Regions from separate parts of the Homo sapiens genome. Here region 1 is linked to region 2. Evidence: read pairs that join two places in POLR2A ChIA-PET (ENCODE). Cell type or tissue: CD4-positive, alpha-beta T cell. All regions are shown on one strand. Links, peaks and the distances in the headings refer to the core of each region. The heading gives the core; the rest is flanking DNA.

Region 1 (15,458 bases), core at 6,923-10,922, 490 kb before region 2:
TCTTTTTGTCACATGTGCTTCATATTTATGAATGCTTATGTTGTAAATGCTTGATATTTCATTATTGGTCCATAGGTCTTCGTTTTATGTATGTATTTAATCTGATTTTTTTTGTTGTTGTGCAAATGTAAATTATGTTGCCAAGCCCTCAGGTTCATTGTAACAGAAGATTATGTTCTCTTTTCATTTCTGCTGTGCTACTGAGCTGTTCAGTGAGTTTTGTTTTAGCATCTTTAAATTTTATAATTCAATTTCTTTCATTTTAAACTTGTATTTCTTTGCTGAGATCTTTGTCATTTTCGTTTGTTTCAAGGGAATTTGAAGTGATTATTGAAGCATTTTTGTGATGTAGATTCTGTCTCTACTCTTCCAGACTGTGGTTCTAAACAAAATTCCTTTGTAAGAGATTGGTGGTTCTACATTATTCTGTTTGTTTATTTAGTGTTCCTTCAGGCTCTCACTCTAATGTTGCTGGTTTCACGGGAAGAGGATGCTTTCCACAGCCATGTTGACTGGTGCCTCTTTGTGTTGGGGAAGGTAGTCTCAGCATCACGGGGATGAAAGGACACTTAGAAAAGGACTTTTGAATATGCCGTTTATTAAAAGGGATCCACTAGGTTCTTTTACTTTTTTGGGTGCTCTACTGTTTGTATTTTCAGTGATGGGAATGAGCCTGGGCATGCTGTTCTTTTAGGTGGGAGGTCCTAATACTGTTACTACATTGGTCTAGACCCAGAATGCCTAGCTAGTTTACACTTCCAATTCTGGTTTTCTAAGCTGTCTTTTGGTTGTGTCTCAAGTGACTTCCAGGGCTTGTCTAGTCAACTGATTTTGACAGTGTTCTCTGTGTATAATACAGTGATGATAGCATTGTGCTTCCAAAAAATGATAATGAGCAGTTGGACATTTATGCAGAAAAAATGTGGATCTCTACCTCACACTGTACACAAAATGGAATTCAAAATGGATCACAAGTATACAAATATATAAGAAGTTGTCTTTATTATTAGTTTTTAGATATAACACTTTGTACCATCCTTGTGAAAAAAATACTTATATTTGATAATTAGCATTAAAATCTTTTGCTCTCAGAAACACTGTTAAAAGATTGAAAAGATGAGCCATAGACTGGGAGAAAATATGTAAAAATCACATATTGAATAAAGGGCTTTGTAGAATGATACAAGAAACTTGTAAAACCCAACAGTAGTAATAATAAGAAAATATTTAAAATGGTGAAAATATATGAAGAGAAACACATTGAAGAAGATACTCAGATTGCACATAACATGAAAAGATGTTACTAGGTAAATTCATGTTAAAACAAAAAATAAGTTAGTACTATTAGCATACAACTGTTAGAAAGTCTAAATTTTTAAGAGCCTAACAATATTATGTCTGGTAAGTTACACAGTAACATAAATAAATAATCCATTGCTTTTGGTAATGCAAATTGAAACAGTCATTTTGAAAGACAGTTTCTTATAATACTAAATACAGACTTTACGTATTACTCAAGTCCTTCTGCACGTTTTCCAAACTGACTTGAAAGTCTCTTTCCTAACAAAAATCTGTGTATGAATGCTTATTCCTAACTGCTGCATAATGGAAACTACCAAGATACATTTCACTAGGTGAGTGTGTAAAACTGTGCTAATACATACTATTTAATATTACTAAATATTGCAAAGGAATGAACTATGAATTCACGTACCAACAAAATTGAATCTTAAATACACATTGTTAAGTTAAAGAAGCCATTACAAAAAGACACCATACTTTGTTAATCTATTTATTTGCCATTTTGTAAAAACTGTAAGGATAGTAATGAGATCAGGTGTTTTCAGGGAGTTTAGAGAGGAGTGATAATTAGATGAAGCCCCCAGGCTATGTTAGAATAATCAAATCATTTTGCATGCTGCTCTATTGTTGGATATATGACATTATCTTGGATACATTAGCTTACTTATTTAAGACAAGCAACTGACTTTAGAGCCTAAAGAATGAACCTTTAATGTATATAAAATTTAAAAAAATAATGTGAGGTCAGGAAATTCCAGAATGGAACATAGACTGTATCCAAATAAATTTTGTTATAAATGTATCACATCATCTCTTTGAAGAGAGTAATGGGAGAAATCTACTGATCTTTGGAAATGAAACTACGTTTAAACAAAATAAAACAATCTTATGCCTAAGAATTGTGCTGTTAGTGGGAAAGTTGTTATGGGGATAAATTTTAGAAATTCAAAAACTATAACATACTGGCATTCTACAAATAAGACAGTGAAATAAGAAATAGAAAATAACAGAAAAATAGAGGAGGAGAAAAAGAAATGAGAAGATGAAATAGGAAAATAAGAAATTCTGCAAATAAGAAAACGAATGGTATTCTTGGGAGCAGTTTATTCCCTGTTGAGGTAGGAGTCTACAAATACCCCATTGGGGGATAGTAGAATGAACTATGGGAAATGGATTATATCTGGTGATATCAGTATGAACTCATGTTTGGATTAATGTATTTTTATATAGATAGCTATATATATATCTGTATATCCTTGTTCTGTCAGCCAAGATGAACTGAAGCAGTGATGCCACACTATTAGCAAGCACACCTACTGCCCGGATCTTTGTTACTAATACTATTCTCTAGTAAAAGGAACTAGTGCTCCTTGGAGAAGTGGCTGATTCTAGGACTGGTGCATAAGATGAGTCTTAAGTATTACTAACTCAAGAATTGCTTGGGGATATGGAGTGGGGGCACCATGTCATTTGGATGAAGATGTTTTTTAAATGTTTATGGTTATTCTTTATTTTAATATTTTCAGTGGATATATTTTTGTGGCTTAAAATAAATATAAAAAGCTAAAACAAAAGTTTTACTGTTTTCTGTCATAGTTCCCAAACCGCTTTGCTAATGAGAACACTTTTATATACTAATTTCTCTAAAAATTTTCAGAATTTAGGGTATTGAGGATATAAGAATGTATTTTGTTTTGTTTTGTTTTAAAGACTAAGTGAAATAAGCTGGGCTGGGCACGGTGGCTCACACCTGTAATCCCAGCACTTTGGGAGGCCGAGGCGGGCGGATCATGAGGTTAAGAGATCAAGACCATCCTGGCCAACATGGTGAAACCCCATCTCTACTAAAAATACAAAAATTAGCTGGTGGTAATGGCATGTGCCCTGTAATCCCAGCTACTCAGGAGGCTGAGGCAGGAGACTGTCTTGAACCCTGGAGGTGGAGGTTGCAATGAGCTCTCAAAAAATAAAAATAAAAAGCCAGGCAGAAAAGGACAAATGCTGTGATCTACCTATATGAAATATACAGAATAGACAAATTTAAAGATCTAAAGTAAAGGTTACCAGGGGCTGCAGTCAGAAGAGAATGGGGAGTTAGTAAAGTGACAGATTTTGTATTTCAAGTGGTGAAAAGGCTTTGAAAATAGTGATGATGGTTACACAACACTGTGAATGTACTTAAATGGTACACTTAAAAATAATAAAATGTGCTTTCAGAGGCTGAAGCAAGAGGATTGCTTGAGGCCAGGAGTTCGAGACCAGCCTGGGCTCAAATCTATGTATAGGTTTATGTATAAACCTTTTCATAAAGCAGCATGCTATACTGACTGTATTTCTTGTTTTTTGTTTTTTGGTTTGTTTTATAACTAGTGAAATAAACATCCCTTGACATTTACTATTTTTTTCTTCTTTTACCTTTAAGACTATAGGCACGTGCCACCATGCCCATCTGGTTTTTAAAACATTTTTGTAAAGATGGGGTCTTGTTATGTGGCACACGCAGGCCTCAAACTCCTGGCCTAAGGAAATCCTCTTGCCTCAACCTCCTAAGGCATATTTTATGTGCTTTTAAGTGTGCCATTTTAGTAGCATTAAGTACATTCACAGTATTGTGTAACTATTGCCACTGTTTGTTTCCATAACTTTTTTTATCATTCGTAATACAAAATCTGTACTTAATAAGTCTTCATTTTCTTCTGACTTCAGCTCGTGATATCCTTTGCTTTATGTCTTTGAATTTGTCTGTGTTGGGATACATCACACAAATGGATCATACAGTATTTATCTTTTTGTGTCTTGCTTATTTTACTTAGCTTTGAATCTTCAGGGTTCATTCACATTCTCACTTCATTATTTTTTGTGCCTGAACAATATTTTGTTATACTCATTCACATTTATATTTTTGCTTAGCAGTTCATCTGTAAATGAACGGCTGAATTATTTCCATATTTTGGCAATTGTGAATAATACTGCTATACACAGCGGTGTACAAGTATTTATGTGAGTCTTTGTTTTCATTTGGGTATGTATCTAGTGGAATTGCTGAGAAATATAATTTTGTTTAGTATTTTAAGGAACCACCAAGCTGTTTTGCACAGTATTTGTACCATTCTTAATGGCAATACACAAGGGTTCAAATTTCTCCACGGCCTTCATCCTGGTGATTGTGAAGTGATATTTCATTATTGTTTGATTTAGAGTACCCTTAAACTAATGGTTTTGAGCATCCTTTCATGTGCTTATTGGCCACATGTATAGCTTCTTGGAGAAATGTCTATTCAAATCCTTTGCCCTTTTTTGAATTGGTTGTGAGGGGTTTGGTTGTCAAATTGTAGGAGTTCTAAATATATTCTGAATATTAATCCCATTGCCAAATACATGATTTGCATATATTTTGTCCCACTTTGCTGTTTTCACTATTTTGATAGTGTCCTTTGATGTACAGAAGTTTTAATTTTGGAGAAGTCGAGTTTTTCTTTTTGTTACCTATGTTTTTAGTGTCAGGTTTAAGACATCACTGTGAAATCCAAGATGTGAAGACATCATGCAATTTTTTTTAAGAGTTTTACTATTCAAGCCTTACATTTAGGGCTTTGATTCATTTTCAGTTAATTTTTTATATGTAGTATAAAATAAGGACCAATTTTCATTATTTTCAATGTGGATATTGAATTTTTCAAGCACCATTTGTTTAGAACACTATTTTCCATTGACATGTTTTGGCACCTCTGGTGAAAATCAGTTTGCCATCTGTGTGGGCATTTTATTTCTGGGCTCTCTTTTATTGTTATACCAATACCGTATTGTTTCATTTACTATCATGTTTTAGTCTGTATGAACTTTGAATGTGCAAATTCTTCACTTCATTTTTTCAACAGTTATTTGGCTGTTTTTGGCCCTTTGCAATGTGAATTTTAGGATGAGTTTTTCATTTTCTGCAAATCAGTATGCAGTTTTCATAGGGATTGTTTTACATCCGTAAACTGCTTTGGAAAGTGCTGTCATTGCAAAAGTATCAGGAATTTCAGTTCATGAACACAGAATGTCTGTCATTCATTTGTGTCTTTAATTTCTTTTAGCATTTTTTGTAGTTTTCAGTGTACAGATATTTCACTTTTGGTACACTTGTTCCTTCAAAATTTTTTTCTTTTTAATCCTGTTAATAGAATTGTTTTCTTAATTTTCTTTTCAAATTGTTAATTGCTATGGTTAGTGTACAGTAATCCTTCTCATCCCCATACCCCTACAACTTCTCCATCAGCTTTACTTGTGGGAGACAATTTCAAGACTTTTCCTTAGGTTACCTGAAAACTCAAATAGTACTGGACACTATATATGGATCACGGTTTTCAAGCTGATAATCAAGATAGCAACTAAGTAAGAGACTTAGAAGCATGTACAGGGTGGGTACATATATATAATGCAGGTACGCTGGAAAAAGTGATGACTTAGTTCCCAGTGGCATGAATGTTGTGAGATTTGATAATGCTACTAAGAACAGCACATGGTTTACAACTTACAAATTGTTTTATTTCTGGATTTTTTTTATTTACTATTTTTGGACTTCATTTGCATGTGGGTAACTGAAACCATGGAAAGTGAAACTGCAGATAAGGAGGGACTAAAGTACAACTAATTTTTGAATGTTGATTTTGAATCTGGCAACTTTGCTGTGTGTGCATGTGTGTGTGTGTGTGTGTGTGGTTGTGTATGCTTAATAATTTTTTAATAGATCATATCATCTCAGGAAAATGAGCTTACTTGCTTTTCTGACTTGAATGCATTTTATTTCTTGTCTAATTGCTTAGCTAGAACTTTCATTACTAAGTTGAGTAGAAATGTGATTTTGGTTTCCTTTGTAGTTCTTGATATTACGGGAAGAGCTGTCAGTGTTTTCACTGACATTTTTGGAGGGCTTATCACATATGGCCTTTCTTACATTGAAGAATCTCCCTTCCATTTATAATTTTTGAGGTTTGGGTTTTTGTATTGTTGTGTTTTGGAGACAGGCTCTCATTCTGTCGCTCGGCTGAAGTGCAGTGACTCAATCTTGGCTCCCTGCAGCCTCCACCTCCCAGGTTCAAGCACTTCTCCTTCCTAACCCTCCTGAGTAGCTGAGATTACAAGATTACAGGTGTGTGACACTATGCCCGGTTAATTTTTATACTTTTTTGTAGAGATGGGGTCTCACCATGTTGGTCAGACTGGTCTTGAACTCCTGGGCTGAAGCGATCCACCCACCTCGGCCTTTCAAAGTGCTGGGATGACAGACATATGCCACCTCGCCAAGCCAATTTTTTCTGTTTAATCATGAAAAAGTGATACATTTTGTCATGCCCTCTGCCCCTGCTTTTTTGCATTGAGATGGTTAGCCATTTTTAATTGTAATTTTTTGCAGTTAAAATATTTTGAATGTTTTACTCTGTATTTTCTTTCCTTCTGATACTCCCCAGTGATCTCTAGTGCCCTATTTGAAAATGTGTTTTTTATGAATTTAAGTGCTTATATTTTACTTCATTTTTCATTACTTGTGACTTTTGCTTTCACCTGGTTTTGGTCAGTTTTGCTATTTGCATGTGTGTGTGAGAGAAAGAGAAAGAGAGAAAAATAGTGTTGTTTACCTCTCACTGTTTTCTCTGTCAGTTTTGGTTACATTTATTTTCAGTCCCAGTTTACACAGCATTGATTTAGTTATATTGCTCTGCCAATTTGTTACAATCATTAGTAGCTCTTGAAGTGGCACTCTATCATTTTGTTATTTTATTTTTAAAATGTTAAAGCTGCTTAGGCAGCTGAGATTATAAGTACAAGCCACTTTCTTACTGCATTGTTTAGCATGGTTTTGCTATGTATATTTCAGATTCAATATTTATTGGTTTTATTTTAGTTTGGAGGAGTTGAGTTTAACTTTATAACTGTAACAATAATAGGTTTTAGTTGTATTAGTACTTTGTGAGGTAGAGCTGTGCAAATGGTTTTACTTAGAAAATTGCTTATAACCTTAAATATTACAAACAGTTACTTTATATCTATGGAAAATGTAATGTCTTTAAAATTATAAATATTTCTAAAGAGTATTTTCCAGAACTGTATATTTTAAATTTTGAATTTAAATTTTAAGCACTGTTTTGATTCTGTACTTTTTGCTAAGAGCAGTAGTTTGTAAAGAATAGTGGTACTTGATCTATTAACAAATTACTGTTCTCTTTGAAAGTATTTCTAGGCTAATACTGCATTTTCTGATAGAATACTCCTGTAGCTTTATGAATGTTACTTAAATGAAGTTAGAGGTTGCAGTTTTTTTGTGGCATTTGAGATACAGATTTTTTTTAAATGTTGGAATATTTGGTTACACCTTGTTATATTTAATGTTAGTTTTTTTGCTGTAATCTGAAACATGGCTGGCCTGGGCAAAATAAATATTCAGTTAAAATATTAGCAATTTTTACTTTGTTACTTTTTTATGGTACTAGAAACTTCTTAAACATTATTAGTATGTAAATCTTCATTGCTAGCTATTTTAATAATATTGTAATATTACTTTATTTTTTATTATCACATTTATAATTTTTAATATTCATCATTACGTATTGATTTATTATTTGTTACTTATAAGTTAAGTATGGCCATGTATATATTGTTAAAATCAAGAGTATTTTTATTTTAATATTTATTTTTCTCTAAATATTCTTTTTCCTTTGCTCTTTAGAGGAAGTATCATTCTGCAAAGGAGGCATATGAACAACTTTTGCAGACAGAAAACCTTCCTGCACAAGTAAAAGCAACTGTATTGCAACAGTTAGGTACATGAAAACTTTTATTATACATTACATTAATTTGAAGAGATTTGCCTTTTGAGGTTCAATTTTTTTCCCTCTGCTTAGACATTTGTTTTCATTTAGAAGTCTATGGGTTAAGACTAAATGTGACATTTAATTATTACGTATTATTTTGAGGTAAAATTTTAAATAAATAATTTTATTACAGTAGTTCCCTGTTTTACCGGAGTTATATGTTCCATGATACTCTGGAAGCTGCCGATAGTTCCAAACCCTGTATTTTATTATGTTTTTCTAATCTTGTAGCTAAGATGACTACTAAGTGACTACTGTGTGGGTAGCATAGACAGTGTGGATACACTAGAGAGAGTAGGAGTAGCTGTAGTAGTTTGAGTTTTCATCATGCTACCCAGAGTGGCATGCAATTTAAAACTTATATTTTATTTCTGAGATTTTTCCATTAAATATTTTTTGGCACTGGGAGACTGAAACCATAGAAAGCAAAAATGAAGGTAATGGGGGACTACTGTATAAATGTTTTCTAAGTGTATTTTCATTGTTGATAAACATAGTATCAAGCACACTCCTTCTCACCATCTGTATAAAGATAGTCCTTAGTGCTGGCCAGGTCCCAGCACTGTCGGGGTCCAGCATGGTCAGATCACTTACGGTCAGGAGTTTGAGACCAGCCTGACCAACATGGTGAAACCCCCTCTCTACTAAAATACAAAAATTAGCCAGGCGTGGTGGCGTGCATTTGTAATCCCAGCTACATGGGGGGCTGAGGCAGGAGAATCACCTAAACCCAGGAGGCAGAGGCTGCAGTCAGCCGAGATTGCGCCACTGCACTCCAGCCTGGGAAACAGAACGAGACTCTGTCTCAGAACAAACAAACAAAGAAAAAAAACAAGGCCGGGCGCAGTGGCTCACGCCTGTAATCCCAGCACTTTGGGAGCCAAGGCAGGCGGATCACGAGGTCAGGAAATGGAGACTGTCCTGTCTAACACGGCGAAACACCATCTCTAGTAAAAAAAAAAAAAAAAAAAAATAGCCAGGCATTGTGGCGGGCACCTGTAGTCCCAGCTACTCGGGAGGCTGAGGCAGGAGACTGGCGTGAACCTGGGAGGCGGAGCTTGCAGTCAGCCGAAATCGCGCCACCGCACTCCAGCCTGGGCGACAGAGCGAGACTCCGTCTCAAAAAAAAAAAAAAAAAAAAAGATAGTGCTTACTGCAGCTAGTATTGGATTCTGGACTTCCCCTACTGCTTGACGACAGGATGAGGTTTGACTTAAGTAAATTAGATTAAGATTATCACACAGCTGGTAAGTGGATACTAAACTTGCTTTATAGTTGTATTGATACATGATCAATGGAAACATTTCACCTAAAATTTATAGAACATCTTAGTGGGTTTTCTTGTCAAAAATCTGTTACATTCTCATATTGAAGATAAGGTAATCTAGTGTTTGAAAGTAGTATAAAATAATATGTTATCATATAGAATATAGCAAGTCCCCTCCCCAGTAATTAATTTCGTTGCTTATTTATCTTGATTGTATTTGCTATTTGGGTTAATGTTTGTTGGTAGTCCTTCAGTACAGTTATTTTTTGGCTTTGGTCTAAGCAAATAAAATCCTAACTTTTACTCAAGTTGGTGGTAATATAAATTTTTTTTCTGTCACTGTTTTATCCACAATTTCAAAAGCAATTGGGCAGAGTTTTGCTTAGATGCTTTTGGAAAGCTAATTTTATACACTTGAATTAAGTCACAGCTGACAGACTGTTTTTGATTTGACTTGAGCATTTAGCATATATTATCTATTAGATTTCAATTGTTTATGTAGCTGTAGTTCATAATCTATTTATTAAACAAAAATCTGCGGCACACACTGTGTACCACTCTTATGGCTCTTTGAACCTAGTTTTCATTTTGCTTTTTCCATATAGCCTAGAAGTTTTGTTGTGATTGTTTATCTAATGCTGTGACATTAATAATGTTATTATTATAAATAAATAATGTCAGTAATGTATGAGGCCTTTTGTAAGTTGTTTAAAGTGTTACTTTGTATTATTTTGAGATTTTATAAAGGATTATATTTTAGGTAAAAGTCCGAAAGCAGCTATTAAAAAGAATATAAATGGGTGTGGTGGCTCCTGCCTGTAATCCCAGTACATTGTTGAGAGGCGGAGGTGTTCAGATAACTTGAGGCCAGGAGTTTGTGACCAGCCTACCCAACATGGTGAAATGCCGTCACTAATAAAAATGCAAAAATTAGCCAGGCATGGTGTCCCATTCCTGTAATCCCAACTACTTGAGGGGCTGAGACAGAAAAATCTCTTGAACATAGGATGCAGAGATTGTAGTGAACTGAGGTTGTGCCACTCCACTCCATCCTGGGCGATAGAGCGAGACTCCGTCTCAACAACAGCAGCAGAAGGAATGTAAATGAATTATCTTTGATTACATAAGCATTTTTTTATTCTTTGGATGTAAGCATGGGGTTGAAAGTTGTTTTTGAATTTCTCTCACTGCATGGTAACCTTTAAAGGACAGTAAATTTATCAATTTTATACTTAAAATTTATAACTTGCATTTTTTTCCAAACTAAATTTATAAAAGAGAATTTGATTTGTCATCTCCATGTCAATCCAGTTCCTAAAATCATTTAGTTATCTGTGTGTGCTTTAAGATCCCTTTTTAGCTTTGATTGTATCATTTTGTGTGAAATAAACTTCTCTAAACTTTGGTAGTTTTAAATTTTGGGAAAATGTGATCTAAGTTACATGAATAAATTACTGAAAAAGTAATTTGCTGTTTCCTGCATGATTTTCTTGAAACTGAAGAAGTAGAATGATGGGTAAATGCTTATAACTTCTTAATTATAGGTTGGATGCATCATAATATGGATCTAGTAGGAGACAAAGCCACAAAGGAAAGCTATGCTATTCAGTATCTCCAAAAGTCTTTGGAGGCAGATCCTAATTCTGGCCAATCGTGGTATTTTCTTGGAAGGTGAGATGAAATACTCGTGCTATCTAGAGTTTATTTGTAATGTAAAATCATTTGTAGATTTTATAAAATGTAATCTGAGAAGTGAAATTTTAAAAATAAACTCCCGGCTGGGCGGGGTGGCTCACGCCTATAATCCCAGCACTTTGGGAGGCCGAGGCGGGTGGATCACAAGGTCAGGAGATCGAGGCCATCCTGGCTAACATGGTAAAACTCCATCTCTACTAAAAATACAAACAATTAGCCGGGCGTGTTGGTGGGTGCCTATAGTCCCAGCTATTCAGGAGGCTGAGAAAGGAGAATGGCGTGAGCCCGGAGGCAGAGGTTGCAGTGAGCTGAGATCACACCCTTGCACTCCAGCCTAGGTGACAGAGCAAGACTCTGTCTCAAAATAAATAAATAAATTAATTAATTAATTAGTTCCCAATTAGTCTTTCAGTTGTCTGTGTAGCTGTAGTTATTAATCTAATTATTAAACAAAATCTGTGGTATCCACTGTATACTACTCCTATAGCTCTTCGAACCTACATTTTATTTTGCTTTTCCCATATAAACTTGAAGTTTTGTTGTGGTTATTTACTGCTGTTATAATCGTAATTTAATTAAAATTAAGATATAATTACATTTTTATTACAATATAATTAATGTTTAAAATATAATTTAAATATCCCCCTAATTAAAATAATTATATTTTTTATTTCACATTAAAATATAATTATATTATGTGCTTAGAAAATAAAAAGTTCCTAGGAGGTAAAAATAGATAGCTTTGAATTTAGTTGCTCTTATTGAGGTACTCTTCTTTTACTTACTACATTTTGTTTTCATGTTTTTCTTTTCTTTTTTTTTTTTTTTTTTGAGACACAGTCTTGCTCTGTTGCCCAGGCTGGAATGCAGTGGCATGATCTCGGCTCACTGCAACTTCTGCCTCCCGGGCTTAAGTGATTCTTGTGCCTCAGCCTCCTGAGTAGCTAGGACTACAGGGGTGTGCCACCACGCTCGGATGATTTTTGTGTTTAGTAGAGTTGTGATATCACCATCACATTTTCTTAATCTGAGTACAGTTATTGCTAGCTTTTAAAGAGTCTTAAAAGGGTTTTAAAGGGTACCATCACATAATAATCACCAATAGTTTTCAATTTAGTATTTAAATTGTATTTCCTTTGATATCTAGCGTTTTAAAAAATATTCAGCAAAACCCCAAGTTTTAATTTTATCTGTCAGTCATCAGTAGAAATTTGCTGTTTATAATCTTGGCTGGTGATTTTTTATATTAATATGGAAATATTTTTATTAATCATAGCTCTCAAATTACAGTGCTAGTGGAAATTCTAGAGGAAATGCATAAGTTATTATTGTTCGTTATGGTAGGAACATAAAAAATTTTTGGTAACCCAGACATTTTTTCTCCATATTTTTCTTACTTTGAATGTTGACTGTCTGAATTATACCTACTGGTATAATATTTATGTGTCTGATAGAATACATATTTGTACATGTACATGTTTTTTTAAATCACTAGATTGTAATTTAGTGTGTTGCAAAGATCAATGGATTGAAGACTCAGAAACCTGGGTTTTAAATCCTGGCTTTGCTGTTAACTGTGGAATCATTGATAGTCCATTTAAAACTGCTTGAGGCCAGGTATAGTGGTTCATGCCTGTAATCCCAGCACTTTGGGAGGCCAAGGTGGGCGGATAATTTGATGAAACCTCATCTCTACTAAAAATACAAAAATTAGGTGGGTGTGGTGAGCAGGCGACTATAATACCAGCTGCTCTGGAGACTGAGGCAGGAGAATCTCTTGAACACAGGAGACAGAGGCCGCAGTGAGCCAAAATCATGTCACTACACTTCAAACTAGGAGATAGAGACTCCATCTCAAAAATTAAAAAAATAAATAAACTACTTGACATCTCAATTTTTCTTAACTCTTGAGAGGATTCAATTATAACTGTCAGGCACCTTTTCAAAACAAGGTTATATCTTAATTTAATTGCTCTGATTTGTTTCAGTGGTAAATTTTGGTTTTTTTTTTTTTTACATAGGGTAGCTCATTTTGTGTAACTTTGACATGCAGACATGTTCAAATTTAGTTTTTCTGTTAACTTTGTGTACAATGTTTTTTTTTTTGAAAGGAAAGCATATTTATATTAAAGGGAGACTATTGTTAGGATTATTCCTTATTAAAAATATTGGTCTTCTGTTAATGATAAATAATAAAAATGAAGTTAATGCTTTGTGGTAAAGTTTTTGTAATGAAGAACTCTAGGGTTTATAAAATATTTGACCTTGGGTTGCTAGTAATACAAAACTTGAGAGTTCCAAACTTTGACTTGACCCACCACTCAAGTTCAGGAGAAGCTGAATCTTTTTTGTATCTGCATTGCACAACAAAGTGTTTTGAGCAACCTGGCTTTATTACTCAATGCAATAGTTTTGTTACTAAATAGAGCAAGTGAACTAAGTAGGATTTAGGCTTAGAGCCGGCACTGTTATATACTGTTAGCTTTTGCCTTAATACAGTAACATTAAAAGAGGTTAATTACCAAACGGAGCAGGTGTAAACATTGGTCTGTGGCCTTAAGTTTTATTATATTTGAGCAGTTCTTTTTACTATAAATAGAAAGACTGTGAACCAGGACATTTTTTGCTTTTTTTTTCAAGAATAAGATTCGTTGCATGTTTTGTTATAGTACTGGAATATCTCATTATTGTAAAGGATAGTTGTTATTGTTTACTTCTTGTAGCATTTTATAAGATAATGTAATGAAAGATGCTTAAGATTACAGTTTCAGGCTCATGTCTATAATCCTAGCACTTTGGGAGGCCAAAGAGGCTGGAATGCTTGAATTCAGAAGTCAAATACCATCCTGGGCAAAATAGCGAAACCCTGTCTGTACCCAAAATACCAAAATTAGCTGGGTGTGGTGGTGCCCGCCTATAGTCTCAGCTACTGGGAAGGCTGAGGTTGTGAGGAAGGAGGCTGGCTGCAGTGAGGTGTGATCATGCCACTACACACCAGCCTGGGTGACAAAGTGAGACCTGTCTCAAAAAAACAAAATGAAGGCCAGGTGCAGTAGCTCACACCTGTAATCCCAGCACTTAGGGAGGCCGAGGCGGGTGGATCATGAGGCCAGTAGTTGGAGACCAGCCTGGCCAATATGGTGAAACACTGTCTCTACTAAAAATACAAAAATTAGCTGGGCGTGGTGGTGCATGCCTGTAGTCCCAGCTGCTTGGGAGGCTGAGGCGGGAGAATCACCTGAACCCAGGGGCAGAGGTTACAGTGAGCTGAGATCTTGCCATTGCACTCCAGCCTGGGCAACAGAGTGAGACTCTATGTCAAAAAAAAAAAAGGAAGTAAAATTAGTTTCAATAATATACTTTTATAGCTCTGTAAGGAAAGTAGTATTGACAAAGGGCTTTCCCTGAGTCATATGAATTTAAGGCATTGGGGTGTGGTTTGGTTTTAATGTTTTTAGCTAAAATTTTCACAGAAAACTTTCTTGACTTCTCAGATGAAGGTAATTAACCTGCTTTGGTTTCATGGAAAATTTTTTCTTTGCTTTTACCTTTTTCAGTCTCATCTACTGCCTTCTGATTTAATGCTTCTAATGTGATTTGTGCTGAAAAAATGATGTGTTAAAAGTTATACTTTAAAAGTTATTAAAGCTCTGCATAAGGACATTGGGTGTTAGTAAAACACATAGGCATCTGATAATTTGTCATTATTTAGGGCTGTGTTGAATATTTATTTAGCTTTTCAATTGGATTGTACATATCAAAGTGAAATGGGGATGTAGTAATACATTTGTAATGACACTGGTTATTGCCTCACTTAAAATAGTCTCCTGGAGTCACAGAACTGTGTGTAATGTTAAATTTGGAAGAGATTAGGGGAATACCTTTGTTCACTCTTTCATTTTATAGATGTAGGAAGTAAGTCCAGAGGAATAAAATGTTTTCCTCAAGGTGACATGTAATTATTATCAGAGAAAGAGTTGCAACTCAAATATACCCTGTGCTTTTTGTATTACTCTAGATTACCACAGAGGAGCCTAGACATGTTGCATTAAAGGGAAAGTTTTTGGTGACTGGACTCAGACCTGTGTTTCAGTGCATTGGCTTTCTAGTTTGCACTTTTTGTAAATGGAATTGGAAAATGTTGGTCTGAGAAAATACTGCTTATTTCTTCCAGTATTAGCCAGATTTGTCTGATAATCTGAAATTGGTTTTAAGAAAATTTCTTTCTTTTCTATTCATATTCACATTCTTTCTGGTGTCTGTCGCTGTTACATTGTCATTAAGTATCTTCTTATCAACAACTCCCCTCCCCCACAACAGTTTGTATGCATCCTCTAAAT
Region 2 (15,458 bases), core at 6,247-10,246:
ATACCTGTGTAACAAACCTGTGTGTTCTGCACATGTATCCCAGAACTTAAAATATAATTTAAAAAAAGAAAAAAAAATTATATCTATCTTTATTTCCAAACCAATCTACATTTTAAGTAAAATTAAAAATAAAGTACATTTGTATGAAGAAAAGCATCAATGATTCACTAATAGTCTGCAACAATTTATTGCACCATTCCTTCTTCAGCTTTCCCCTTTATACAATAAAGATAATGAGAACTATTTCATGACATAATGAGAAATTTGTTTATCTTTGTGGTAGAAAATTAATTCAGATTACTGTTGCAAGCAACAAAAAGATTTTTATAAACATTATGGTAGAGGAGAAACCAATAAGTTTAAAAATTGCTTTTCCATCATAAAACTGAAAAAACAAGATGTATAAGCAAAAATAATACTTAAAATAATATGAGGATATATGTGGTAAATGTCATCTAGACTGCAAACAGTTTTATAGTGAAACCTGCATCTTATTTACCTTTGTAAATGTAAGAAATGTATAGTAGAAATTACAGCTTTTCAAAGGAGGAGGATATATCAATTCACTGGGAAGCTAGAAAAGTCTTTACAGTTGTTAAGATTTTAGTCAAACCTAAAAACACCAGAAGGATTCAGGTTATCAAGGAGAATGAGAAAGATTAGTTTTAAAATGGTGGCAGTGGAGAGGAAGGAGAAGACACTGAGATGTGCAGAAATTTGACAAGAATGGTGAAGGCATTTTGGAAACAGTTAGTTTTGAAAACAATGGCCAGGGCCGGGTGCGGTGGCTCACACTTGTAATCCCAGCACTTTGGGCAGGCTGAGATGGGTGGATCACTTGAGGTCAGGAGTTCAAGACCAGCTTGGCCAACATGGTGAAACCCCATCTCTACTAAAAATACAAAAATTAGCTGGGTGTAGTGGCACACGCCTGTAGTCCCAGCTACTCACTCAGCAGGCTGAGGCACGAGAATCGCTGGAACCGGGGAGGTGAAGATCACAGTGAGCTGAGATTGTGCCACTACACTCCAGTCTAGGCAACAGAGTGAGAAATAAATAAATAAATAAGAAAACAATAGACATGGAATTTAGAAGGATAGTTGATTTTATCAACTTAACATGCAATCATTAAAAATCCACAACACACCTGGGTCCTGTGGCTCTGACCTGTAAGCCCAGCAACTCAGAAGACTGAGGTGAAAGGATTGCTTAAGGCCAGAAGTTTTAGATCAACGTAGCAAGTTCCATTTCTTAAAAGAAAAACAAAAGAAAATTAGCAGGGCTTGTTGACACACACCTGAAGTCTCAGCTACTCAGGAGGCTGAGACTGCAGCATCCCTTAAGCTCAGGAATTTGAGGCTACAATGAACTATGATTCCATTACTGCACTCCAGCCTTGGCAACACAGCAGGACTGTGTCAAAAGGAAGAGAGAAAGAGAGACAGAAAGAAAGAAAGGAGAGAAAAAGGAAAGAAGGAAGGAAGGAAGGGAAGAAAGGAGGGAGAAAGAAAGGGAGGGAATGAGGGAAAAAAGGGAAGGAGACAGGGAGAAAGAGAGGGAGGGAGGGAAGGAAGGGAAGGAGGGAGGGAGGAAGGAAGGAAAGAAAGAAGGAAATGGAGAATCCACAACACATTCCTAGGGGCTGGAAATATAATGTGGTAGACAAGACATTGAACCCTTGACCTAATGAAGACACTTTCAATGTTTTACTTGGAAGAATGTCTAAAAAACTAGTGGAAAACAAAACTTGGAATGTTCGGCTCATGCTTACAATGTAGTATAGTGTGTAAGAACTTAATATTGTAAGCAGTGAGAAGTATGTGAAGAATTCTGAGCAAAGGACTGACAGGAGGAAATGCTGCATTTAGATTATCTGTCAGTGTTGTATACAGGGTTAATTAGGGCAGAGAGAAGCTAAGGCTAGGACTTAGCTTGATATCTCAGGTGAAAATGCAATAGGTAGAAGAAGGATGAGAATATGAGCAAGCATGTCACACAGAACTGACAAAATGGGAAATGGGTTACTCATTTGGTGGGAGACAAAAAAGCATTATCAAGTTACAAGCCTCAAGTGTCTGTTATAATGATAATTCAATTTCTTGCTGTTAGTTTTTTCCAATATTTTATTGTAGTAAAGACAAAAGAGTTAAGAAAAGTGAACAGGGCCTAAGGGATGCAAATCAAGCATAAAAACATAAATATTGTGAGAGTGTCCAAAAAAAGAAGGGATAGAAAAGGAAACTGAATGAATACTTGAAGAAATAATGATTGAAAACTTCCTAAATTTCATGAGAAACACGAGTATAAATATCCAAGGAACTCAAACATTTCAAAAAAGATTAATTTAAAGAAAACTTCACCAAAACACATTACAATCAAATTTGAAACTCAAAGACAAAAAAAAGAACCTTGGAGGCAGCAAGAGAGAAGTGATTCATCACGCAGAAGTGATCTTCAGTAAGATTATTAGCAGATTTCTGATCAGAAATTTTGGAGGCGAGAAGGCAGTGGATTTAAATATTCAAAGTGCTAAAAGAAAGACAATGTCAACCAAGAAGCCCTTGTTTGGAAAACTGTCCTCTAAAAGTGAGAAGGAGATTGGGCATTGTGGCTCACACCTGTAGTGCTGGCACTTTGGGAATATGAGGCAGGTGGATCATTTGAGTCCAGGGGTTTGAGACTAGCCCTGGCAATGCAGTGAAATCCTGTTTCTACAAAATAGAAAAAAATTAGCCAGGCATGGTGGCATGCCCCTGTAGTCCCAGCTACTCAGGATGCTGAAGTGGGAGGATTACTTGAGCCTGGGAGGTCAAGGTTGCCATGAGACATGATTGTGCCACTGCACAACAGTCTGGGTGACATGGGAGTCAGGCAGAGTAAAAAGAAAGGATGCTAGACAACAACTTGAAGCCTTATGAAGAAGTAAAGAGCTCATTAAAGGTAAATACATGTCTAATTATAACAGCTAGTATTATTGCAACAACCATATGTAACTCCATTTTTAATTTATATTTTACATTTTTTAAAAAGCAATTGTAAGAATAAGTGCTAGTATTTTTGTAACTTTTGCTAGTAAGTTTACGTTTTGTTTTCTACATAATTTAAGACACTAATAAATTTTTAAAAATTGTTAGGTTTACATTTTGAGGCACAAAGTATATAAAGATGTGGTTTTATGACATCAATGAAAATGGGTGGGACACATTATAAAGAGGCAGTTTTTGTATGTTTTTCATGTGAAGCTGGTATAAATTTAAATGAGTATTATAACTTTGGAATGTTACCATACTTTAGGATGTTAACCACAAAGAAAATAGTTAAGGAATATGTACAAGAACAAATTAGAATGGAATTTAAACATTTTATTATAAAAAATAACATCATAAAAATAAACACTAATGTAGAAAATTAGGGCCAAAAAAAGCTATAATGCATATGTGAAACAAGTAGCAAAATGACAGAGGTAAGTCTTTCTTATTAGTAATTACTTTAAACATAAACAGATTAAACTCTCCAATTAAAAGGGAGAGATTGCTGAATGGACAAAAAATATGGTTAACCAGGTGCTATCTACAGAAACTCACTTTAGATCCAAAAACACACGTAGATTGAAATATATTAATAGGAAGAAAAAAATGTTCCAAGGAATAGTAACCTTCATCCCTGAGAAGTCTGAGGAGAAAAAAAGAAATAAGTGATCAAGTAAGAGCAGAGATGCAGTTAGACCACAAAGCAATGTACTAATATCAGACAAAACAGATTTTAAATAAAAAAGGCTATAAAAGATAAAGAAGGACATCATATTTTAAGGAAAGACTCCATAGAGGAAGAAGACATAACAATTATAAATGTTAATAAATATTTTTTTACCTAATGACATATCTTCAAAATACATGAGGCAGAAACAGAAAATTGAAGGAGAAATAGATAATTCTGCAATAATAGTTGGAGACTTTAATACTACACTCTCAATAAGTTATAGAACCAGAGAAAAGATAAATAAGAAAATAGAGAACAACACAATAAACAAGTAGATCCAAAAGACATGCAGAATACTCTACCCAACAATAGAGGAAAATCAAGGAAACAAAAAGCTGGTTCTCTGAAAAGATGAAAGAAATGGACAAATCTTTAGATAATAAGACTAAGTAAACAAGAGAAAAGTCCCAAATGCCTAAAATTAGAAATCAAAATAAGGACTTTAATACTGATTTTACGGAAATTGAAATGATTATGTGAGTATTATAAACAACCTTTGCCAACAAATTGGATAACCTAAATCAAATAAAAAATTTCTAGAAACAAAATTTCCCAAAACTAAGCCACAAAGAAATAGAAAGTCTGGATAGATCTATAATGAGGTAAGAAGATCAAATCAGTAATCAAAAATATTTTGACAAAGAAAAACTCCAGACCCGATGGCTTCCTGCACAAATCCTAGGAAACACTGAAAGAATAATACCAATGTGTTTCAAGCTTTTTCCAAAAACTGAAGGGAAAGAAACTTTCTAGTTCATTCTATGAGGTCGACACTACCCTGATATCAAAACCAGATTATAAGGACACTACCAGAAAGGAAAACTACACATTAATATCTTATAAACATTAATGCAAAAATCCTCAATAGAATACCAGCAAATCAAAATCAGCATTTCAAAAGGGTTATACACTGTACCCATAACCAAAAGGGATTCATTTTTAGAATGCCAGGATGTTTCAACACGTGAAAACTAGGGTAGCAATCCCATTACTGGTATATATCCCAGTGAAAATAAATCATTCTACCAAAAAGACACATGCACATGTATGTTCATCACAGCACTATTCACAGTGGCAAAGACATGGAATCAACCTAGGTGCCCATCCACAGTGAATTGGATAAAGAAAATATGATACATTTACAGCATAGAATACTATGCAGCTGTCAAAAAGACTGAAGTTGTGTTTTTTGCAGCAAATGGATGGAGCTGGCAGACATAATCTTAAGTGAATTAATGCAAAAACAGAAAGCAAGAAGCCACAAGTTCTCACTTACAAGTGAGAGCTAAACATTGAGTACACAGGGATACAAAGGAGGTAACAACAGACACCAAGACCTACTTGGGGGTGGAAGGTGAGTGGAGAGTCAGGATCAAGAAACTACCTATCAGCTACTATGCCTATTAATTGAGTGACAAAATAATGTATACAGCGAACCCCAACAACAGGCAATTTACCCATGCAACAAACATCCACATGTACCCCCTTGAACCTAAAATGAAAGTTGCAAAGATAAAAGGAGTTTAAGGTATTTCACTAGATTAACAGAACAAGGTGGGGAAATCCATGATCATTTCAATGGATGCACAAAAAAGCATTGTAAAGAATTCATTTCCCTTTCATGATAAAAACATTCAACCACTGAGGAAGAGAAGAAAACTACCTCAACATAATAAAAGCCCTATATGAAAAACACACAGCAAACATAATATTCAATGGTGAAGGAGTGAAAGTGTTTCCTCTAATACGTGAATCGAGGCAAGGATGCCCTCTTAAGGCACTTAGTTACAGCAGTTAGTTCAATAATAATAATAATAAATATGTTGGGTACAGTGGCTCACACCTGTAATCCCAGTACTTAGGGAGGCTGAGAAAGGAGGATCGCTTGAGCCCAGGATTTTGAGACCAGCCCCGGCAACATGGTAAAAATGTCGTCTCTACAAAAAGTACAAAATCCTCAGATGGGAGGATCACCTGAGCCGGAGGAGGCTGGGGCTGCAGTGAGGTGTAATCACATCACTACACTCCAGCCTGGGCAACACAGTGAGAATGTGCCTCCAAAAGTTAATTAAATAAATAAAAATAAAGAAATAAATAATAAGGCATCCAATTTGGGAGAAAAAAGTAAAATGATCTCTATTTTCCAGATGGTATCTTATACGTAAAAAAAGACCTAATGACTCCACAAAAGCACTGTTAGAGCTAATAATTAAATTCAGCAAAGCAACACACACTAAGTTCATACAAAAAATTAGTTGGATTTCTATATAGTAACAATGAATAATTTGAAAAGAAAATTACAAAAACAAGTCCACAAACATTAGAATAAAATAAAATACTATTTTATTTCATTAATTTTAATAGCTAAATAAAATACTTAGGTATTTAAGATATTTAGGTATTTTAATATTTAATACTAACTACTTAGGTATTTTATATACTAACTACTTAGGTATTTAAAATACTTAGGTATTTTATATACTAATTACTTACATATTTAAAATATTTAAGTATTTTATTTAGGTAGTAACTCAACCAAGAAGATGAAGGACTTATTCGGGGAAAACTATGAAACATTGATGAAAGAAGTTAAAGCAGACATAAATAAATGGGAACATATCTTACATTCATAAATTGTAAGACTTAGTTCTATGAAGGTGTTAATACTACCCAAAGATCTACAGATTCAGTGTGATCCGTATAAAAATCTCAATAACTTTCTTTTGTAAATATGGAAAAACTAATATTAAAATTCATATAAAATGCAAGGGATGCTGAATAGTAGCCAACACAATCCGGAAAAAGAACAAAACTGAAGGACTCACACTTCCTGATTTCAAAACTTTCTACAAAGCTTTAGTAATCAAAACAACATGGTACTGGCATAAGACAGACATATGAGCCAATGGAATAGAAAGCCTAGAAATAAACCTTCACATAAATAGTTAGATAATTTTTGACAACATTATTCAATGGGAAGTAACGGCATTTTCAAAAAAGCACTGGAGAAACTGGAAATCTGCAAAAAAGTGAAGTTGGAACTTAACAAATGTTGCATGCAAAAATTAACTTAAAATGAATCAAAGATCTAAACATAAGATCTAACTATAAAACTTTTAGAAGAAAACATAGGGCAGAGCTTCACGACATTGGATGTGGCAATGATTTCTTGGATATGACACTATAGGCACAGGCAATGGTGTCTCATGCCTGTAATCCCAGTGCTTTGGGAGGTCGAGGCTGGAGATTGCTTGAGTTCAGGAGTTCAAGAGCAGACTCGGTAACACAGTGAGACCCTATCCCTATAAAAAATTTAAAAAGTAGCTGGATGTGGTGGCACATGCCTATAGTCACAGCTACTGGGGAGGCTGAGTCAAGAGAATCACCTGAGCCCAGGAGTCTGAGGCTGCAGTGAGCCATGATCATGCCACTGCACTCCAGCTTCAGCGACAGAGCAAAACCCAATCTCCAAAAAAATAAAAATTAAAATAAGGCACCCCCCAGAATGAAGGGCTTGAAGAGAGCTTTCTTCAAAAAGATATAAAAATGGCCAATAGGCACATAAACAGGTACTCAGCATCACTATTAATGAAATGGAAATAAAACTACAATGAGCTATTTCTTCACATGTATTACAATAGCTACTATAATATAAAATAAAAACAGAAAATAAGTGTTGGTGAGAATGTGGAGAAATTGAAATTTTGTGCATTGTTGGGTAAAATGGTAAAGCCATTATGGAAAACAATATAGTGATTCCTCAAAAAAAAAAAAATAAAATTACAATTTGCTCCAGCAGTTCCTCTTCTGGATATATACTTAAACAATTAAAAGCAGAATCTTGATGAAATAGTTGTATACACTAGTGTTCACAGCAGCATTATTCACAATAACTAAAATGTGGAAGCAATCCAAATGTTTATTGATGAATAGATAGCAAAATATAGTATATGCACAATAGAACCAGCCTTAACTTAGCCTTAAAAAGGAGGGAAATTCTGCACTATGCCATAGCACAGATGAACCTTGATGATATTATGCTAAGTGAAATAAGCCAGTCACAAAGACACAGTGTATTATTCCATGTGTAGGCAAATATATGATTCCACTTCCAGGAGATATAGTCATGCACTGCATAATGACATTTTGGTCAACAGTGGATCCCACATCATATTATAATACCATATTTTTACTGTATCTTTTCCTTTTTTTTTTTTTTTAAGATGGAATCTCACTCTGTCACCCAGACTGGAATACAGTGGTTCAATCTCAGCTCACTGCAATCTCCTCGTCTTGGGTTCAAGCGATTCTCCTGCTTCAGCCTCCTGAGCAGCTAGAATTACAGGTGCATGCCGCCACACCCAGCTAAATTTTGTATTTTTAATAGCACGGGGTTTCACCATGTTGGCCAGGATGGTCTCGATCTCCTGACCTTGTGATCCGCCAGCCTCAGCCTCCCAAATTGCTGGGATTACAGGCATAAGCCACTGTGCCCAGCATGCTGTATCTTTTCTATGTTTAGATACACAAATACTATTGTGTTACAGCTGGCTACAGTAAAGTACAGTAATACAGAAAAGTACAGTTACTTTTCTGTATTAGGCCATTTTTGCATTGCTATAAAAGAATGCCTGAGGCTCAGTAATTTGTGAAGAAAAGAGATGTGTGTGTGTGTGTGTGTGTGATGGAGTCTTGCTGTGTCGCTGAGGCTGGAGTGCAGTGGCATGATCTCGGCTCACTGCAATCTCTGCCTCCCAGGTTTAAGCGATTTTTCTGCTTCAGCCTCCCAAGTAGCTGGAATTACAGGTGCACACCACCATGCCTGGCTAATTTTTGTATTTTTAGTGGAGACAGGTTTCACCATGTTGGTCAGGCTGGTCTCAAACTCCTGACCTCGTGATCCACCCACCTAGGCCTCCTGAAGTACTGGGATTATAGGATTACAGGCATGAGCCACCGGGGCCAGGCCAAGAAAAGATATTTAATTGGCTCAGAGTTCTGCAGCTGTGCAATCATGTCAATGGTATCTACTCACTCTAGTTTGAACCTCAGGGAAGTTTTACTCATGGCAGAAGATGAAGCGGGAGTAGGCACATCACATGGTGAGAGTGGCAGTAAAAGAAGTTGAGAGAGGGTGCCACAAAGTTTTACACAACCAGATCTCATGAGAAATCATTATCATAAGGACACCACCAAGAGGATAGTGCTAAATCATTCATGAATCAATCATTTCCCATCAGGCCCCACCTCTAACATTATGGATTACATCTCAACATGAGATTTGGCAGGAAAAAATATCCAAACTATATTAAGGAATATTGTCAGGTTATATTCATATCAGATTGTTTCAGTAGTAGTTGAGACAAAAAAAAGTAGGCTTAAGATGAGTACACACATACAGCAGATCACTTGGAGAGTCCTGAAATGTGATTCTTGCAGTTTGGAGTTTCAGGAGACTGGTATCAGAGTCTGAGAAAGCTAAAGTGGATAGGAGGATCACCTGAACCCGGGGCTGGGGACAGAGGTTGCAGTGAGCCGAGATGACACCATTGCACTCCAGCCTGGCAACAGAGCAAGACTCCGAATCAGAAAGAAAAAATCATGAGAAAATTTGTGGCAAATAAATGGCAAAGGAATTCCTGATACTTTTTGCAAGAGATTCTGTTCTCCCTTAAATTCCTGCAGGTGACTATCCATTGCACAGCAGGAAGTGGAGACATAGGACTAGGACCCTAAAGAAAGCTTTCTCAAAGAAACTTGGAGGCTGTTATGTAAGCCTGAGACTTACGATTTAGTTTTCTGATTTACTAAGTGATAATTAACCTGAAGTCAAACAGCAAATGTAGAATGAGGGCCCAGGAGTACTTCAGCCTGAAAGAATACTTCGTATCAGCCAGGACACAATATCTGCAGAGCTTTGATTTTCTCCCTCAATGGTGAACCACAGGCAGAGTTCTTTTAGCCAAATTTGTCTCGTGTTCTTGACAAGCTGGACATTCCCAAATTTTTGCTGTCTGGATGTGTGATATCTAGACCTGAGCTTCCCAAAGAGAATGTCATCACTATGTGCTGGGAATATATTATAGTTGTGTCATAAAATACTGATCATTATATGTTTGTTTGTTTGTTTTTTATTTTTTATTTTTATTTTTTTATTGATCATTCTTGAGTGTTTCTCGCAAAGGGGGATTTGGCAGGGTCACAGGACAATAGTGGAGGGAAGGTCAGCAGATAAACAAGTGAACAAAGGTCTCTGGTTTTCCTAGGCAGATGACCCTGCGGCCTTCCGCAGTGTTTGTGTCCCTGGGTACTTGAGATTAGGGAGCGGTGATGACTCTTAATGAGCATGCTGCCTTCAAGCATCTGTTTAACAAAGCACATCTTGCACGATCCTTAATCCATTCAACCCTGAGTGGACACAGCACATGTTTCAGAGAGCACAGGGTTGGGGGTAAGGTCACAGATCAACAGGATCCCAAGGCAGAAGAATTTTTCTTAGCACAGAACAAAATGAAAAGTCTCCCATGTCTACCTCTTTCTACACAGACACGGCAACCATCCGATTTCTCAATCTTTCCCCACCTTTCCCCGCTTTCGATTCCACAAAACCGCCATTGTCATCATGGCCCGTTCTCAATGAGCTGTTGAGTACACCTCCCAGACGGGGTGGTGGCCGGGCAGAGGGGCTCCTCACTTCCCAGGAGGGGCGGCCGGGCAGAGGCTCCCCTCACCTCCAGGACAGGGCGGCTGGCCGGGCGGGGGCTGACCCCCCCACCTCCCTCCGGGACGGGGCGGCTGCCGGGCGGGGGGCTGACCCCACCACCTCCCTCCCGGAGTGGGTGGCTGCCGGGCGGAGACGCTCCTCACTTCTCAGACGGTGTGGCTGCCGGGCGGAGGGGCTCCTCACTTCTCAGACGGGGCGGTTGCCAGGCAGAGGGTCTCCTCACTTCTCAGACGGGGCGGCCGGGCAGAGACGCTCATCACATCCCAGACGGGATGGCAGGGCAGAGGCGCTCCTCACATCTCAGACGATGGGCGGCCTGGCAGAGACGCTCCTCACTTTCCAGACTGGGCAGCCAGGCAGAGGGGCTCCTCACATCCCAGATGATGGGCGGCCAGGCGGAGAGGCTCCTCACTTCCTAGACGGGGTGGGGGCCGGGCAGAGGCTGCAATCTCGGCACTTTGGGAGGCCAAGGCAGGCTGCTGGGAGGTGGAGGTTGTAGCGAGCCGAGATCACGCCACTGCACTCCAGCCTGGGCACCATTGAGCACTGAGTGAACCAGACTCCGTCTGCCATCCCGGCACCTCGGGAGGCCGAGGCTGGCGGATCACTCGCGGTTAGGAGCTGGAGACCAGGCTGGCCAACACAGCAAAACCCCGTTTCCACCAAAAAAATACGAAAACCAGTCAGGCGTGGCGGCGCGCGCCTGCAATCGCAGGCACTCAGCAGGCTGAGGCAGGAGAATCAGGCAGGGAGGGTGCAGTGAGCCGAGATGGCAGCAGTACAGTCCAGCTTTGGCTCGGCATCAGAGGGAGACTGTGGAAAGAGAGGGAGAGGGAGACTGTGGGGAGAGGGAGAGGGAGAGGGGCAGGGGGAGGGGGAGGGAGAGGTATATGTTTGTTAAGTGGTGGTAAAACTGCATAAAATTGACCATTTGAATCATTTAAAGTGTATAATTCAGTGGCATTAAAGACATTCACATTGTTATGCAATGATCACCACTATCTATTTCCAGAAATTTTTCATCACCCAAACTGAAACTCTGTACACATTAAACACTAACTCTGTACAATATTAACCTCTCACTTAGTCCTTGGCATTCTGTCTCCTACTTTCTATCTCTTATGATTTTGACTCCCCTATGTACTTCACATATGTGAAAACCTGCAGTATTTGTCTTTTTGTGACTGGCTTGTTTTACTTAGCCTAATGTTACCAAGGCTGTTGCGTGATGTAGTATGTGTCAGATTTTCCTTCCTTGTTAAGGCTGAATAATGTTCTAATGTATGCTATACTATATTTTGTTTATCCATTCTTCTGACATGGCCACTTGGATTGCTTCTACATTTAGGCTACTGTGACATAATGCGCTATGAAGTATCTCTTCAAGTGCCTGCTTTCAATTCTTTCAGGTATATATATCCAGAAGTGAAATTGCTGGATCATATGGTAATTGTATTTTTAATTTTTCTGAGACATTATCATGCTGTTTTCCATAGCACCTGCACCAGTTTACATTTTTCACCAATAGTACATGACTCTTTCTTATTTCTCTATATCCTTCCCAGCACTTATTTTTCATTGTTTTGATAATACCTGTCTTAATGGAGATGTAAACTGGTATATTATTGTGGTTTTATTAGCGCTTCTCTTTTTTTTTTTTTTTTTTTTTTTTTTTTTTTTTTTTTTTTTTTTTTAGACAGAGTTTTGTTCTTGTTGCCCAGGCTGGAGTGCAGCAGCATGATCCTGGCTCACTGCAACCTCCACCTCCTAGGTTAAAGCAATTCTGCCTCAGCTTCTCTGGGATTACAGCTGCGTGCCACCGCACCTAGCTAATTTTCTTTTCTTTTTTGTAAGACAGAGTCTTTCTCTGTTACCCAGGCTGCAGTGCAGTGGCATAATCTCGGCTCACTGCAACCTCCACCTCCCAGGTTCAAGTGATTCTCCCGCCTCAGCCTCCTGAGTAGCTGGGACTACAGGCATGTGCCACCACACCTAGCTAATTTTTTGTACTTTTAGCAGAGACTGAGTTTCACCATGTTAGCCCAGATGGTCTCGATCTCCTTACCTCATGACCTGCCCACCTTGACCTCCCAAAGTGCTGGGTGAGCCACCGCACCTGTCCTAATTTTTGTATTTTTAGTAGGGAAAGATTTTCACCATGTTGTCCAAGCTGATCTCGAACTCCTGACCTCAGGTGATCCTGCTGCCTCAGCCCTGCAAAGTGCTGTGATTACAAGTGTGAGCCATCACACCTGGCTATTTGCATTTCTCTAGTGCTGAGTTATGTTGAGCAGCTTTTGAAAAGCTAATGATTGTATATTTTATAATAGCTTCTTTTGCAAGTTTTATACCAGTTTGATACTTAATATCTTTTCCAACATTTTATTAGCATAACTACATAACAAAAATAAAACTGTATCATTCACTTTATTTTAGGCAGTCCTTCATAGACCCTGACATATCCTTTGCAATTTACTCCAGTGAGATGTACAAATATTACCATTTCCTGAGTATGCTGCAGTGTGAAAAAGTTTGTGGAGTGATGATCTAGACTCTTTGCTGATCTTCTATGCTATATTCTTTCTTTGAATAGGATCAGAATATAATTACTGAGGGAACTGCTTTCTTTGACTCTCATGTTTCCCTGAGACTACCACTGAAAATGAACTGGGCTGCAGTTCCAATTTCTTACCTGAAAGCTCAAACCATCACCTCTTGAGCCGAATGAAGAGTGAAATGGATATCCAGAGTAATATGTGAGCTATTGCCAGCCTCACAATTCAAAATTTTCTAATTTTCCTTTGCACTATTCCTGCTAAAACCAAGGGATTGGTTCTGTTTCTCAGCCTATGTTACTTAGTTGAGGGGCATCAGCCTGCCGGAACTTGGGGCAGGTTCCAAAGAACAAGAATTACTAATCAGAAATGACCAACAACTTTGCTTCATCTCTTCTCTTTTAATTTTTGAAGGCAATATAGTGATGGTTCTTAAAATGTGGCACTATATAGCATCACTGAGAATTTAGAAATGCAAATTCTTATTTTCTATCCTAGACATACAGTATCATGGAAAATATGGGAGGACAGCAGGCAGCACTTGGTTCTTTATCAGACTTTTCAGGTGATCCTCATGTAACTAAAGTGTGAAAACTACTCTGGTAAAAAAAAATTGAAGGCTCTTTAAAGTACATATCAGTTTAGTTTTAACTCGTCAAATGCTGTTTCCCTAGATTTTTATTAGATTGCAACTTTCCCCACCATGAAGTTTTTGAGGCAGACAAAGCTATTGACCGGAGTAGCCAATGTTAGACAGGCCAGACTCCCTCATGGTCTTGTGCACTTCTAAGCAATCACTAGGTTTCTTCCTGGGATGTGTAGGTGGGGGAATCACTAATCTCTTAGTAAATTCAATCTCAAAAAAAAAAAACACACACACACAAATAAAGTTCTACAGTGAGTCTCTCTGAGAGAGAAAAGCAGAGTTTAGCTTTTCTCATTCTTCCTTCCTTTCCTCCTCTCTCTATTTCTTTTTCTTTTGTTATCAGGTGCAGAGATTCTTAATAACACTCTCCTGTTAATGAAATATTATCATGACTTGTGCACACCTGGCACCTTGTGGGTTTGTTTTCTCTTATCTCCATTTTCCACTTCCACTTCCTTGTCCCATATAGGTAAGCAATCATTTATATATACTTATTTTCATAAGTACTTCCAAAACAGCCATTATTTTGTAGGTATGCATTTTTATTTTAATGTAAATTTCATAGACATAATACTGTCAATGCAAAAAAGTGAACAAATCACAAACACATAGCTCTACAAATTTTCAGAGTAAACACCTCTTTGAAACCAGCACCCATGAGCCAGAAATGTGACACAACCAGAACTCCAAAAGACCCCCTCTGGCTACTCTTCCAGTTATTAATCCCAGGGATCACTAGCATTTTGACCTATAACAGCATAATTATTCTTTTTCATATTTATAAAATTTATTTTCTTTCTTCTTTTTCTTTCTTTTTTTTAAAAAAATAGATATAGGGTCTTGGTGTGTTGCCCAAGCTGGTCTCAAACTCCTGGGGCTCAAGTGAGCCTTTTAGAGTGCTGGGATTACTAGCATTAACCATTGAAACTTGTTCTGTAATTGAAGTTTCTATAGGGGTGTGTGTGTGTGTGTGTGTGTGTGTGTGTGTGTGCATGCTATGTGTGTGTGTCTGTGTGTGAGAGAGAGAGAGCAAGACAGAGAGAGTGTGGGAGAGAGACCGAGAGAGAGAGAGAGAGAGAGAGAGAGAGAGAGAAAGAGAAAGAGAGAGATTGGATCTGTGTCTATTCCCCAAATCTCAAGTTGAATTGTAATCCCCAATGTTGGAGGTGCGACATGGTGGGAGGTGACTGGATCATGATGGCAGTTTCTCTTATGAGATCTCTGGTTTTCTTGGTTTTGTTTTGTTTCTTTCTTTCTTTTTTTTTTTTTTAGATGAAGTTTCGCTCTGTTGCCCAACCTGCAATGCAGTGGCGCAATCTTGGCTCACTGCAACCTCCGCCTCCTGGGTTCAAGCAATTCTCCTGCCTCAGCCTCCCAAGTAGCTGGGACTACAGGCATGTGCCACCACGCCTGGCTAATTTTTGTATTTTTAGCAGAGACAGGTTTTCACCATGTTGCCCAGGCCGGTCTTGAACTCCTGATCTCGTGATCCACCTGGCTCAGCCTCCCAAAGTGCTGGGATTACAGGTGTGAGCCACTGCACCTGGCCGTGAGATCTGCTTTTGAAAAGAGTGTGGCAACTTCCCAGTCTCTTGCTCCTGGTCCAGCCATGTGAGATGCACCTGTTTCACTTTGCCTTCTGCCATGATTTTAAGTTTCCTGAGGCAGAAGTCGCTATGCTTACTGTACATCCTGTGGAACTGTGGACCAATTAAGCTTCCTTTCTTTATGAATTACCCAGTTGCACTTATACTTTATAGCAGTGTGAGAACAA

What was found. ChIA-PET counts read pairs that join two places held together with the same protein. Peaks named below come from ENCODE experiments on the same cell type or tissue, not always from the same donor. Only the 100,000 strongest peaks of a DNase experiment are listed, where the experiment ranks them.
Region 1: POLR2A ChIA-PET joins it to region 2 with 6 read pairs; 2 of 35 experiments call an interaction of 5 or more read pairs at or near these places.

Annotation. Positions count from the first base shown.
Region 1 is chrY:13,361,903-13,377,360 of GRCh38, reverse strand. UTY (ubiquitously transcribed tetratricopeptide repeat containing, Y-linked) reads left to right here. Exons shown (of 30, transcript NM_001258249.2): 9 at 8,012-8,105; 10 at 10,968-11,094. Among named protein-coding and RNA genes, the nearest start is that of MIR12120, 110 kb to the left of the region's middle. In CD4-positive, alpha-beta T cell, for the core only: no CTCF peak of the experiment used is centred there; a DNase peak (open chromatin) is centred at 9,320.
Region 2 is chrY:12,874,004-12,889,461 of GRCh38, reverse strand. No RefSeq gene overlaps it. Among named protein-coding and RNA genes, the nearest start is that of DDX3Y, 23 kb to the left of the region's middle. In CD4-positive, alpha-beta T cell, for the core only: no CTCF peak of the experiment used is centred there; no DNase peak of the experiment used is centred there.